Regions from separate parts of the Mus musculus genome. Here region 1 is linked to region 2. The links are chromatin loops, found by intact Hi-C in ENCODE. Cell type or tissue: gastrocnemius. All regions are shown on one strand. Links, peaks and the distances in the headings refer to the core of each region. The heading gives the core; the rest is flanking DNA.

Evidence for each region. Peaks named below come from ENCODE experiments on the same cell type or tissue, not always from the same donor. Only the 100,000 strongest peaks of a DNase experiment are listed, where the experiment ranks them.
Region 1: it touches region 2 in a loop (5-fold over the local background); 19 of 42 quality-filtered maps call a loop at or near these places.

The regions. Positions count from the first base shown.
Region 1 is chr3:94,732,801-94,736,800 of GRCm38, forward strand. It overlaps the pseudogene Gm15264. Among named protein-coding and RNA genes, the nearest start is that of Gm52626, 23 kb to the right of the region's middle. In gastrocnemius, for the core only: no CTCF peak of the experiment used is centred there; no DNase peak of the experiment used is centred there.
Region 2 is chr3:94,645,766-94,653,721 of GRCm38, forward strand. All of the region lies in intron 1 of Tuft1 (tuftelin 1), which reads right to left. Among named protein-coding and RNA genes, the nearest start is that of Tuft1, 9.1 kb to the right of the region's middle. In gastrocnemius, for the core only: no CTCF peak of the experiment used is centred there; a DNase peak (open chromatin) is centred at 4,765.

The sequences.
Region 1 (4,000 bases), core at 1-4,000, 85 kb after region 2:
TAGTGCACGTGTGCGCGTGCGCGCACACACACACACACACACACACACACACACACACACACACACTTTTCTACCTACAAGCTCTCTGTCAATCAGCAGCCCCCTTTGTGTACCTGCAGTGGTAAAGTAGAAAGAAAAAGGAGGGTGGGCTGAGCTCATCTTAATGATCTCTTCATGGCCATCATGGGACTCCACCAGTTCTGAAGCCAGAGAATGACCTGAGGAGTGGCCAGACACCATGGCATAGGTCTTTCTGCCTGCCTGCCAAAGAGACAGAGAGAAGTCTCAGAAACCACACAGCAACGAGGATCTCCTGCCCTGACCCACACCTCGAAACCTACAAGAAGCTTCAGTTTGACTCCTTTCCCCTCCAAGAGCAGCCACACAGCAACAAGGACACAGGACAAGGAACGTTAGTAGAAAACTTGGGATATCTTTCATTTTAGTGGGAGGAGGGGGTGTCTCCCACTTCCCAAAGCAGGAGGCTGAGCTAGCTGGGTGTGTCTGAAAGGAGATGCTCTTGGGCTTGCAGCAACAGAGGTGGCTCCAGGCAACACTAAGGTGAGGTACCAGCAGCAAGAAAGAACTGGCTGAGAGGAGGCCTTGCCCCCAACAGACACCATGATACCTTCTGGGCTATGTGCTCAAGTTCATCTCCTGTCAGTTCACTCTGGAGAGTCAGCCTGAGAATGTCCACGCTGCCCTAGTAATGACAACAACAGCAACAGTGACCCCTTACCTTTCAAGCCCACAACAACGACCAGCCAGAGTGTCCTCTCCAGCAGGCCTGTCTCTCCCTATTCAAAGACAGCCCCAGAGAAGCATTCTCAGATCACCCAATGTCAGGTCACCCTGGATATTAGGTCTCTAGCAGGCCTCTGTCCACACACCTGAGAATGACTATACAAGCCTATGGCTCCATGTAGCTCCTGGGACATACCTTGATGCTCAGATCACAGGAACACAAGGCACAAATTACTCTTCCTCAGACATTGGAGAAATTATCCCTGGACTGCTAGCTCCAAGTCAGTAGTCTTTTTGTTTGGTGCCTGGCCTCATGTTGCCCAAGACAGCCCTGAACTGCTGATTTTCCTGTCCCGCTTGGCCAGTGCTGAGACTGCACGTGTACACTAACATACTTGGCTCCTAACACCAGAGTTTCTACTCCTGACAACAGCTAGCAAGTGTTTGAAACCTAGGATAACCCCTAGAACCAAACAATAATATACCTAAATTCCAAGTTGGGAATGGACACACAGACACACACACACACACACACACACACACCTAGGATTTTAGCATTTAACAGGCTGAGGCAGGAAGATCATCGATTCAAGGCCAGCCTGGAGTAACACAAGTGAGACGTGTTCAAAAAGACACAACAAGCCAATAGCAAACAAAGAAACAAAAGCCTGAATCCAACTGAGCCTCTATTAGGAATATGGAAGTTGTTTAAATTACAGAAGGCAAAATAATGGGTATGACTCTGAGATTGCCTAATTTCACAGGATAAAGGAGAGTTTCTTTCCTAACTCACAGAAGAGTAAACACCTGTAGGGACACTGAGACCTCAGAGAGGAAAACAAACACGAGAGAAAAGCAGGCTAGGGATTTAGGATGCACAGAGGGACTGAGACATTCTGAGCCTCAATTCCAATGGGAAAAAAAACTAAGGGCTTGAACTGTCAAAGTGTGACGGCGTGAGCATCAGACGTGGTAGTGAGAGCGTGGGAGGAAGACATGGAACCCAGACTGCTTGTCCATGGTAGCGCTCTACCACTTGACTGCACCCCAAACCTCAGAAGATGGGTGTGCTTGGCATCCAGGGATGAAAGCATCCTTGAACTAATGTCGGTGGCACAGCAAGTAGATCTACATAGAAAGTTCCAGGCCACAACCACAAAGCTAGCTGGAGTGAGACACTATCTCAAAATCAATAAAATAAATAAATAAATAAATAAATAAATAAATAAATAAATAAATAAAAAAGGTATTTTGAAAAGAGAGAAACAGATTGGCAAACCGAGTAAGATTAACCAGCATGGCTTTTGTCCCTGAGCATGGTGACCTAACTCAATCCCCATGATCTCTGCAGTAAAAGGAGAGAACCAATTCCTGCAAACTCTCCTCTGACCACCATGCATCAGCATACTCTCCCTTACAATCACTCTAAAACCAAAAAACATTAGCAGAGTAGATTAGTGTGTGTGTGTGTCTGCACTTGAGTAGATGTGTGTGCGTGTATATATATATATATATGTGTGTATGCATTTGAGTAATTACAGTGTGTGTGTGTGTGTGTGTGTGTGTGTGTGTGTGTGTGTGTGTGTGTATACATTTGAAAGCTCAAGGTCAATGTCAGGTAATTTCCTCAACTGTTGCCCACCCCTGGTGTTTGGCACAGTCTCACTATGTAGCCCCAGCTGTCCTGAAACTCACTATTTAGAGCAGTCTGTCCTTGAAGTCCTGAGTCCCCCTTATTTTTTGAGACAAAGGGAACTCAGTGACCCTGGAGCTCACCAATTTGGCTAGGTTGAAAAGCCAGCAAAGCACCTCCAAATCTCCTGTCCCCAGACTCTAGCACTGAGATTTCAGGCATGGACTGCCATCAAGAATCAAACTCGGGGTCTCCTGACTGCATGGCAAGCAGGTCTCCCATGCTCCAGGAGAGACTTTTTGTTTGTTTTAATTTTTAAAAAAATTTTTTGTTTGTTTGTTTTGTTTTTTGAAACAGGGTTTCTCTGTGTCGCCCTGGCTATCCTGGAACTCACTTTGTAGACCAGGTTGGCCTCGAACTCAGAAATCTGCCTGCCTCTGCCTCCCGAGTGCTGGGATTAAAGGCGTGCACCACCACGCCCGGCCAATTTTTTTTTTTTAATTTTATGTGTATGAGTGGTTTTCTTGCACATGAGCATGTGTACCATCTGAGTGCAGTGGCCTTGGAGGCCAGAAGAGGGCATCAAATCACTTGGAATTGAAGTTACGGACAGTTGTGAGTCACCATGTGGGTACTGGGAACCAAATCCAGGTCCTCTGCAAGAGCAGCCAGTGCTCTTCAACTCTAGCATCTCTCCAGCCTCCCTGCCACAGGTTTTCTAAAGTGACACATTCTCACCAACAATGATAACCATGAGAGGCAGCACATATTCTGATTAGCATTAGCATATGATCAGCTGATTATCATTTCACACTATTCACATACATACAATTTTATCTGTCTTTTAGAAAAACATAGAATGTCAGATGTGGCAGCACTTGCCTTTTTGAGACAAATTCTTATTATGTAGCCTAGAACTTGTTGTGCAGACCAGGCTGGCCTTGAACTCACAGAGAGTGGCCTGTCTTTGTGCTGGGATTAGAGGAACGCACCACCATCTCAGTCAAGAAAATTAAGACAATTCTTTGATATACATTCATCTTACCAGTTAGTAAAGAGAAAGGCAGACTTGTAAACTGCAATGGCTGGTTTTAGTTGTCAGCTTGACACAATCTAGAACCCCCGGGAAAGGATAACAATGAGAAATTGTCTAGATTAAATGGTGGCATACACCTGTACTCAAAGAGTTCAGGATTCAGAGGCAGGAGAATTGGAGGCCAGCCTGGTCTACAAGTACAGAACCACTTGGTAGAATGTTTGACAAGGATGGGTGAAGTCCCAGGTTCAGTTCTCAGCATTACATAAACCCTGGCATGGTGAAGCATACCTGCAATCCTCGCACCTGAGTAGCAGAGGCAGGAGGATTGTAAGTTTGAGTCTGGGCTATACAGTAAAATCTTGCTTCAAAGCCATCTCCCAACTGCAAGATAATGAAACAAATATTTCTAAAAATCCCTGTAGCTATCAAAAGAATAAAGTAATACTATGAACAACTCTGAGCATAAATTTGATCACTTAGATTAAATGAACCAATTCCTAAAAATGAGAGAGAAAACAACAAATTAAAACCTCTACCACTATGAGCCACTGAATCCAAAATGAATGTGAGACTATAGCTCCTGA
Region 2 (7,956 bases), core at 2,269-6,268:
AAATAAGAATAAAATAAAAATGTAAAATAACCATGGAAGAGGCAGCAAAAAGCACATAAGCACCAGAGGATGAGAAGGAAGGCCTGACATACTGTCTTCAGGACATGATATGGCCTTTGTGCTCTCGAACACACGCAGCTGGGGTCACCTGGACACATCATCAAGTCAACAAGATCGGTCAGTAGTCAGGCAGCAGGCAGCACTAATAAGGCTCAGTGGATTGAGGAAGGTATGAAAGTGGGTGAAGAGAGGCTGGAGAGATGGCTCAGCAGTTAAGAGCACTGGCTGGTCTTCCAAGGGACCTGGGTTCAATTCCCAGTACCCACACAGCAGCACACAAGTGTCTGTAACTCCAGTTCCAGGGGATCTGATACCCTTACACAAAGACATACATGCAGGCAAAATACCAATACACATAAAATAAATTAAGAAAGGGGGGACATGTTAAGGAGGTGCTATGGGAAAGGGATGTAGATATGTTCAAGACACAGTATATACATATATAAAATGAATAAAAGAATAAATACAAGGCCTTATACAGAACATTTGTCATACCCCTTCCCCACCAAGGCTCATTGTAGAGAAGAAGGCAGAAACTCCACTTTTTTTTTTTTTTTTTGGTTTTTCAAGACAGGGTTTCTCTGTATAGCCCTAGCTGTCCTGGAACTCACTTTGTAGACCAGGCTGGCCTCTAACTCAAAATCTGCCTGCCTCTGCCTCCCAAGTGCTGGGATTAAAGGCATGTGCTACCATGCCCCTCGAAACTCCACATCTTATATGATATTACAAGCACTTGACTATTCTTTTATAACCTTTTGTTTTTTTTTTCTTTTTTTGTTGTTTTTGTTTTGTTTTGTTTTGTTTTGTTTCAAGGCAACAATCTCGTCGTATAACCCTGGCTGGCCTTGAGCTTGCTATATAATCCAGACTGTCCTCAAACTCTCAGAGATGTACCTCCCTCAACCACACAAGTACTGAGATTAGATTGAAGTTTACCAGCATGTCTGGCTGCCTTTATAGATCCTTGAACAGTTTATTTAGCAGTGACAGGCACCTCCATCACCACAGCTTCTCTGAAGACACTTGAATGGATTCAGGTGATCCACCGAGGGAATCTTCCGGATTCCCTTTTTTTAAGAAACAGGGAGGGTGTGGGTGGGAAGTGTTGTTTGTTTGCTTATTTGAGACAGGGTTTCTCTGTGTAGCCCTGACTGTTCTGGAACTCAAAGATCCACCAGCCACTTCCTCCTGAGTGCAGGGATTAAAGGCATGCTCGGCCACTGCCCAGCCAGGCTCTTTCATTTAGAGCAAACAGTCAGGGATACTGGACAAAGCCAACAGACGGTGGCTAAGGACTATCATGAAAAGATCAGTAAAAGCCAAAAAAGGCAATCTTAAGAAGGAATACAGAGCTAGAGAGATGGCTCAGTGGTTAAGAGCACTGATTGCTCTTCCAGAGGTCCCAGTTTTAATTCCCAGCAACCACATGGTGGCTCACAGCCATCTGTAATGGAATCAGATGCCTTCTTCTGGTATGTCTGAAGACAGTGACAGTGTACTCACACACATAAAAAAGGAATACAAATGGCCCATAGATACATAAAGGATGGATGCTCTTCTGGGACGAGCACATCTGTGATACAGAAGCAGAGAGGTCAGGGCCAGCCTGGCTATACAGTGAGACTCAAAACACTAGAGTGTATGGTGGGGTGGTGCTGGAGAGATGGCTCAGAGCTTAAGAGCCCTGGCTGCTCTTGCAGAAGACCTGATTCAGATCCCAGCATCCACATGGTGGCTTACAACTGTCTATAACTCCACTTAAAGAGCATCTGATTCCCTCTTCTGGCCTCTGTGGACACTGTGAGCACATGGGCACTATGGTGCACAGTATACATATACAGTCAAAATACCCACATACATAAAATAAAAATTTTTAGAAAAATTTAAACCACAAAAAGACCAAAAAGCGGTTTACACTTGTGATCTCAATTCTTGAGAAACTGGCAAATGAAAGTCTGAAGCCAGCTTTGGCTACACAGTGAGTTCCAGAGAGTTTGAGCTTTTAAATTAAAGAAAATAAATAGACACTAATTCCCAAAACATGGCTTTTCATTTATTTAAGTACATGAACACAGCAGTAATTGCCAACTCCCACACACAGCAATTACTCTGTGTGGGACCCTATTGGGATCTGTTCCAAGGACTTTACATGTGCTAACTTAATCCTAGCAATATCATATATAGTAAGCACCAACGTTCCAACTTTAAAAGCAGGTTGAGAAGTTAAGAGTCTCATCATGCAACTAATCAGAGACAGAGGATTCAAATCTAAGACCTGTGGCTCCAGTCTGAGCTTCTAACCAAGATGCACATGGCACTTGTGCTGCACAAACACACAAGAATAGCACTAAAGAAAGACAGACAGAAAGAGCGAGAGGGCGAGTGTGGGTGGGGGAGGATCAGAAGTTCAAGGTCATCCTGGCTACACAGCAAGTTTGAGGTTAGCCTGAACTATGTATGAGACCCTGGAAAGGAAGGAGATCAAAGGTGGATCAAGGGAAAGAACAAGAGTGGGGGCGGGGTGAGAAGGACCTTTTCTTACATATATTTCTGTGGTTTTGGGTTTGTATGTGTGCATGTCTGTGTGCATGTTCATGTAGGAGAGTATGCCCATGGGTGTGCATGTCTGTGGAGGCCAAAGGTCAACATCAGGTGTCATTCCCAGGTAGCCATCTACAAGCCATCTGTTTCTTCTAGTCAGGGTCTCTCCTTGACTGAAGTTCACAGAGTAGGCTAGACTGGCTGACCAGTGAAGCTTAGGAAGCCTCCTGTCTCCATCTCCCAGCACCAGGGTTTCGAGTGTCCTGCCATCAGGCTTGGGTTTTATACACGTGGGTCCTCAGCTTGCCGAGCAAGTATTGTACTGACTGAGCCATCTCCCCAGCCCTTCTGGTGATATTTTAAACATTAATGGAAATGTTACCTAACACTCCTATAATAAAAATTACAGAGGAGAGGAGGGGAGGGGAGGGGAGGGAAGGGGAGGGGAGGGGAGGTACTAAGTGTAGTCAGAAGTGGAGCATGTAAATTTCGTCTGGCATCCACTACTCCTGCAAGCTGCTTGCTCTCTCTGGCCCCTGTTTACAGTCTGTAGAGTGGGTGATTACAGCCACCTGGCTCAGTCTGAGGTAGAGTAGGAGGTGTGTAAGGACAGTGTGAAAGTATTCATAACCCACAGAAGATGGTAGCAGCACTGTGCCCAAGCAGCTCAAAAGAAGAATGCATTAACACACTGTCAAAGTGGATGCTACAGAGCCACAGACTTCACCCCACAACTCCAAACCAGTGCCAAGGATGGAAAATCTAGGGCTCTTTTCCGCTCGGTGAGACCAGCTGTCTTCTGGGGCTAGAGTGGCCGCCGGGCTGTGCTCAGGCAGAAAAGATCTTTAGAGTCTTTTTTCCCCAGAGTGTCTGGTAGAATGGTCCCCACTAGGGCCTCTGCAAGGCTACATGGGAAGTGGAGTCTTCTCCTGGAGAGAAAGAGCAGCACTAATCACATGGTGAGCAGGCCTCTAACCTCATAAACACTCTCCGGAGAAGCCCAGCTACCTCCAATTACAACAGCCTCTCCACTGTTCAAACAAACCAGCTGCATGACTCACTCCTCAAAGCAGGGAGGGGGTAAACACATAGCTAAGGGCTTAATAGATCAAGAGGCTCAGAAAGTGGTGATAGGAGATAAATAGGGAGGCCCCAAGGAGATAAACAGGGGGGCCCCAGGGGTTCTCACACCACAGGCTTATTGAATGGGAACAGATCCATGGGAACAGCCTGTCTCCCTAGAACCCACTCTCCAGGTTTCTAGGGAGCCACTAATACTAAGAGTGGGGAGGTCCAGGGTAGAAAGCCAGGGTCAAAAAGGGAAGGGAAATAGAAATGGTCTCTGTGCTGAAAACCTTTGAGTCACCTTCACCATGTACCCAACTTCTGGAAGCATATGTAGGCTTACAAACTGCTGCTGTAGTGACCACCTTAGTCACTGCCAGCCCTGTTTGTGGCTGGCGAAGCTTATACCCATCTGAAAAAGGACAATGGCTATCTTCTTATAACACTGGCTCCTGAGAGAGGCCAGCATGAGGGAAGCCCCATGAAGTCACAGAAGAGGATGGGATGGAATGGGATGGCTAGGTGCCCACAGTCTCCGAGGGAAGACTGGGCATGCAGGCTTGGTGTGCCTGGTCCTCCAGGAGACAAAGAATCTCCTGCCCCTTTTCCTCTTCCTCACAGCTAAACTAAAAAACACAGTTTACCTTTAATCTGGAAGCTTATCCATAGCACGGACTGGACAAGCATCACACTAGGGGAAATAAAGTAAGAGGAGACTCAGAGCAACACCCTAGATGGGGCACCCATTTCTCATAATCTGGAGCCCTGCACTGGGGCCTGGCTGTGAGAGTATATACACGGGGGTGGGAGGGGGTGGGCTCCCAAAAGCTACACCAGCTGTTGACCTAGTCTCCGAACAGGTCTCCCACTTGCCTCAAGCCCAGAGGGCTAGAGAAAGGGAACCCCCCCTCTCCCCGCGACCAGATACAATGAAGGGCTGAAGCTTCTCTAGTCTCAGACACTCTGCCTTTGATTGGGTTTTCCTGGTCTCATACTCTTTCGTTTATTACCTCCACCCTATTCTACCACTCCACAGTCTCCTCTGCCTCTGCCCAGGCTTAAATCTGGGCCAACAGTCTTCCTGGCACACATCCATTCCTCCAACTAAGACTGCCCACCCCTAAGAAACAGGTGTTTCACAAGACTGCACGGTGACCCAAAGAGGCACATGCCATAATTACCAACAGGCGGGGAGGCTCGTCCCACCCAATCTGAGCACAGGTCCTGGAACCGAAACCATCCGGTACACACCTCCCTCCACCCTCGAGAAATATGGGCAATGTTAGTGCCACATGCCTAATGATTAAGTAATCTTCCTCCTTTATGCCCTCCCTTCCCTCTCCAGGCAAGAAAGCCAAGCTCTCCCTGAATACCTGGCAGCCTTGGAGACCTCACTGAAAAGTCAGAGCTGGCAATAAAAGGGGTAGGGGCAATGGTGTGAAGATAAACTTACTGGATGAGTCTGGGGCAGGGATTGAAACAATAGTTTCCAAACCTGAAAGATTCCTCCACCCAAGAGTTTCTTCCCCACCCAGGTGTCACGGAGACAGGCCTTCAATCATATTAGAATTCATTTCATTGGAGTAATCACCAATGATCAAGGAGCGCTCTTATTTTGTGTGTATCTTAGGCTGGCTTCAGACTCACTATGTAGCCAAGGATGAATTAATCAGCTTGCTTCTTTCTACCTCCCATGCTACGTTTACGTGGTTCAAGGAATTGAACCCAGAAACTTCACGCATGCTAGGTGAACACTCGAACAACAAAGCTATGTCTCCAGCCCCTCAATCCTCTTTGAAAATATTCAGTTCCTGGGCTGGAGAGATGGCGCCGAGGTTAAGAGCACTGACTACTCTTCCAGAGGTCCTGAGTTCAATTCCCAGCAACCACATGGTGGCTCACAACCATCTGTAATGGGATCTGATGTCCTCTTCTGGTGTGTCTGAAGCTACAGTGTACTCATAAATGAAATAAATAAATCTTTAAAAAAAAAAAAGGAAGAAAATATTCAATTCCATTCCCAGGTATTTCACTCCCAAGTAAAAAGGAAACATAAGTCCACATCAACTTATAAAACTTCATACCAGTAATATTTACAACAGCCAAAGAGTAGAAACAACTCAAAGGTCCATCAGTTATTCCATGATGAACATATTTCTATGATAATATAGTTAGATATGGACTATCATTCAGTTCTAAAAAACAAAGGCAGTGATGGTACACGCCTTTAATCCCAGTGCTCGGGAGGCAGTTTTGAGTTCAGAAGTGAGCCTGGTATACACAGCAAGTTCCAGGACAGCTTGCGCTGTTGCACAGAGAAATCCATCTTGAAAAACTCAAAACCAAAATAAATAAATAAAACAAATGTAGAACTAACATGTTACATGTGTATGAGCCTTTAAAGCAGCATGCAACTTGAAAGCAGCCAGTCAGGAGGACCATGAAACACATGACTATACCTACAAGAAGGGTCCATATGAATAGGTGAAATACAGACAAAGCAGACAGGTAGCTGCCTGGGCTTGGGAGACTGAGGAGGATGGGAAGTGACTGCCAATGGATGAGATTTCTCTGTGAAGTGAGCAAAAGGTTCTAAAATTGCCTCAGTGATGACCACGTAACTCTGAATACACTAAAGAAAACCACAGAATTATATACCTTAAACTGGTGCATCATGTAGCACAGTTATTTAATAAGGCTTATAAAAATGGTTGAAACTCATGGCAAACTTATAATAAATCACATCCCAATTCTTAAAGTATTTATCTTTGTTTCATGTACATAAATATTTTATCTACATGTACATCTATGTAACGCATGAGTGCCTGGTGCCCAGAGGCCAGAAGGTGTCAGATCACCTGGAACTTGGGTTACAGATGTTTGAGTTCTGCCATGTGGGTACTGGAAATCAAACCACGACTTCTAGCAGAGCAGCCAGTGCTCTTAACCGAGACATCTCTTTAGCCTCTTTCAGCTCAATTTTTAACTAAAGAAAAAGTAGCCTCAGGCATAAGCTACTTCAGTTTCTGTTACAGTTACAGGAAACATCTGATCCACAGGAAAAACAAAGGCTCAGCCTATAGCAGATAAAACAAATTCCAAACCTACTATCATGTTTACCAAGAAGAAGAAAGGAGGGAGAGGAGAGAGAAGAGGAGGAGGGGAAAAAAAGCCATACGAGGTAGTATATATTGTTAACCCCATTACTTGGGAAGTAGAGGCAGGAGATCTCTGTGAGTTCAAGACTAGTCTGATCTACATAGCAAGTTCTAGGACAGCCAGGGATACACAGAGATATCTGTCTCTAAACAGAAAGAAAAAAAGAAAAAGAAGGAGAGGGAAGGGAAGGGAAGGGAAGGGAAGGGAAGGGAAGGGAAGGGAAGGGAAGGGAAGGGAAAGGAGAGAGGAGAGGAAAGAGAAGAGAGGTGAGAGGGGGAAGGGGAGGAGGAAAGAGAGGGGAGGGGAGAAGAGGAGGAGAGAGAGAGGAAGGAAGGGAAGGGAGGGAGGGAAGGTTGGAAAAAACCATAGTATATAAGGATAAGGGTAACATTGAATGATGCAGAGAGCCCAGAGTCTGCCATGCTTTGGCTTCAAGAAAAAGAGAGCTCTTGCTTTTGCTCTTTCTCCTTCCTTCCTGCTTCCTCTCTCCCCACTCCCCCCCCCCCCCCCCGCGCATGCTCTTGGCCCTTGGCTGGCCTGTACCCCCCCTTTCTCTGCCTCTATTATCCTCTTAATTCCCTCCATGCCCTGAATAAACTCTATTCTACACAAGGGAAGGGAAGGGGAGGAGAGGGGAGGGGAGGGGAGGGGAGTGGAGCAGAGGGGGGGTCCATTAACCCTCAACGTCACTGTGAAAGCTCAGCCCTGTTGACTAGCAAAGATCACTCAGCAATCCATCCTGGATCTCCCCACGGTGCCCCACTGGCAGATATTACAGGTCCTGTAATATCAGGGAAAGAGGAATAAGCAAATAAGAATAAACAAATGCCAATATGAGAAGGAATAAAAATTGACCAAAGTCAGGACAGGCGTAGTGACACATGCTTACAATCCTTGCATTTTGGAGACTGAGGCAGGAGGATCACAGCAAATCTGAGGCCATTCTGGGCTACATGAGCTCTAGGCTAGCCTTGGTACAATGTGAGACATTGCCTCAGGTGGGGTGGGGGTAGGTAGAGATAAAGACCAGGCAGTGGGTAAAGTGCTTGCTATAAAGCATGATGATAACAGAGTATAGATCCCCAGAGACTGAGAAAGACATCCTGATGTCAGCATCTGCCCTCTACATAT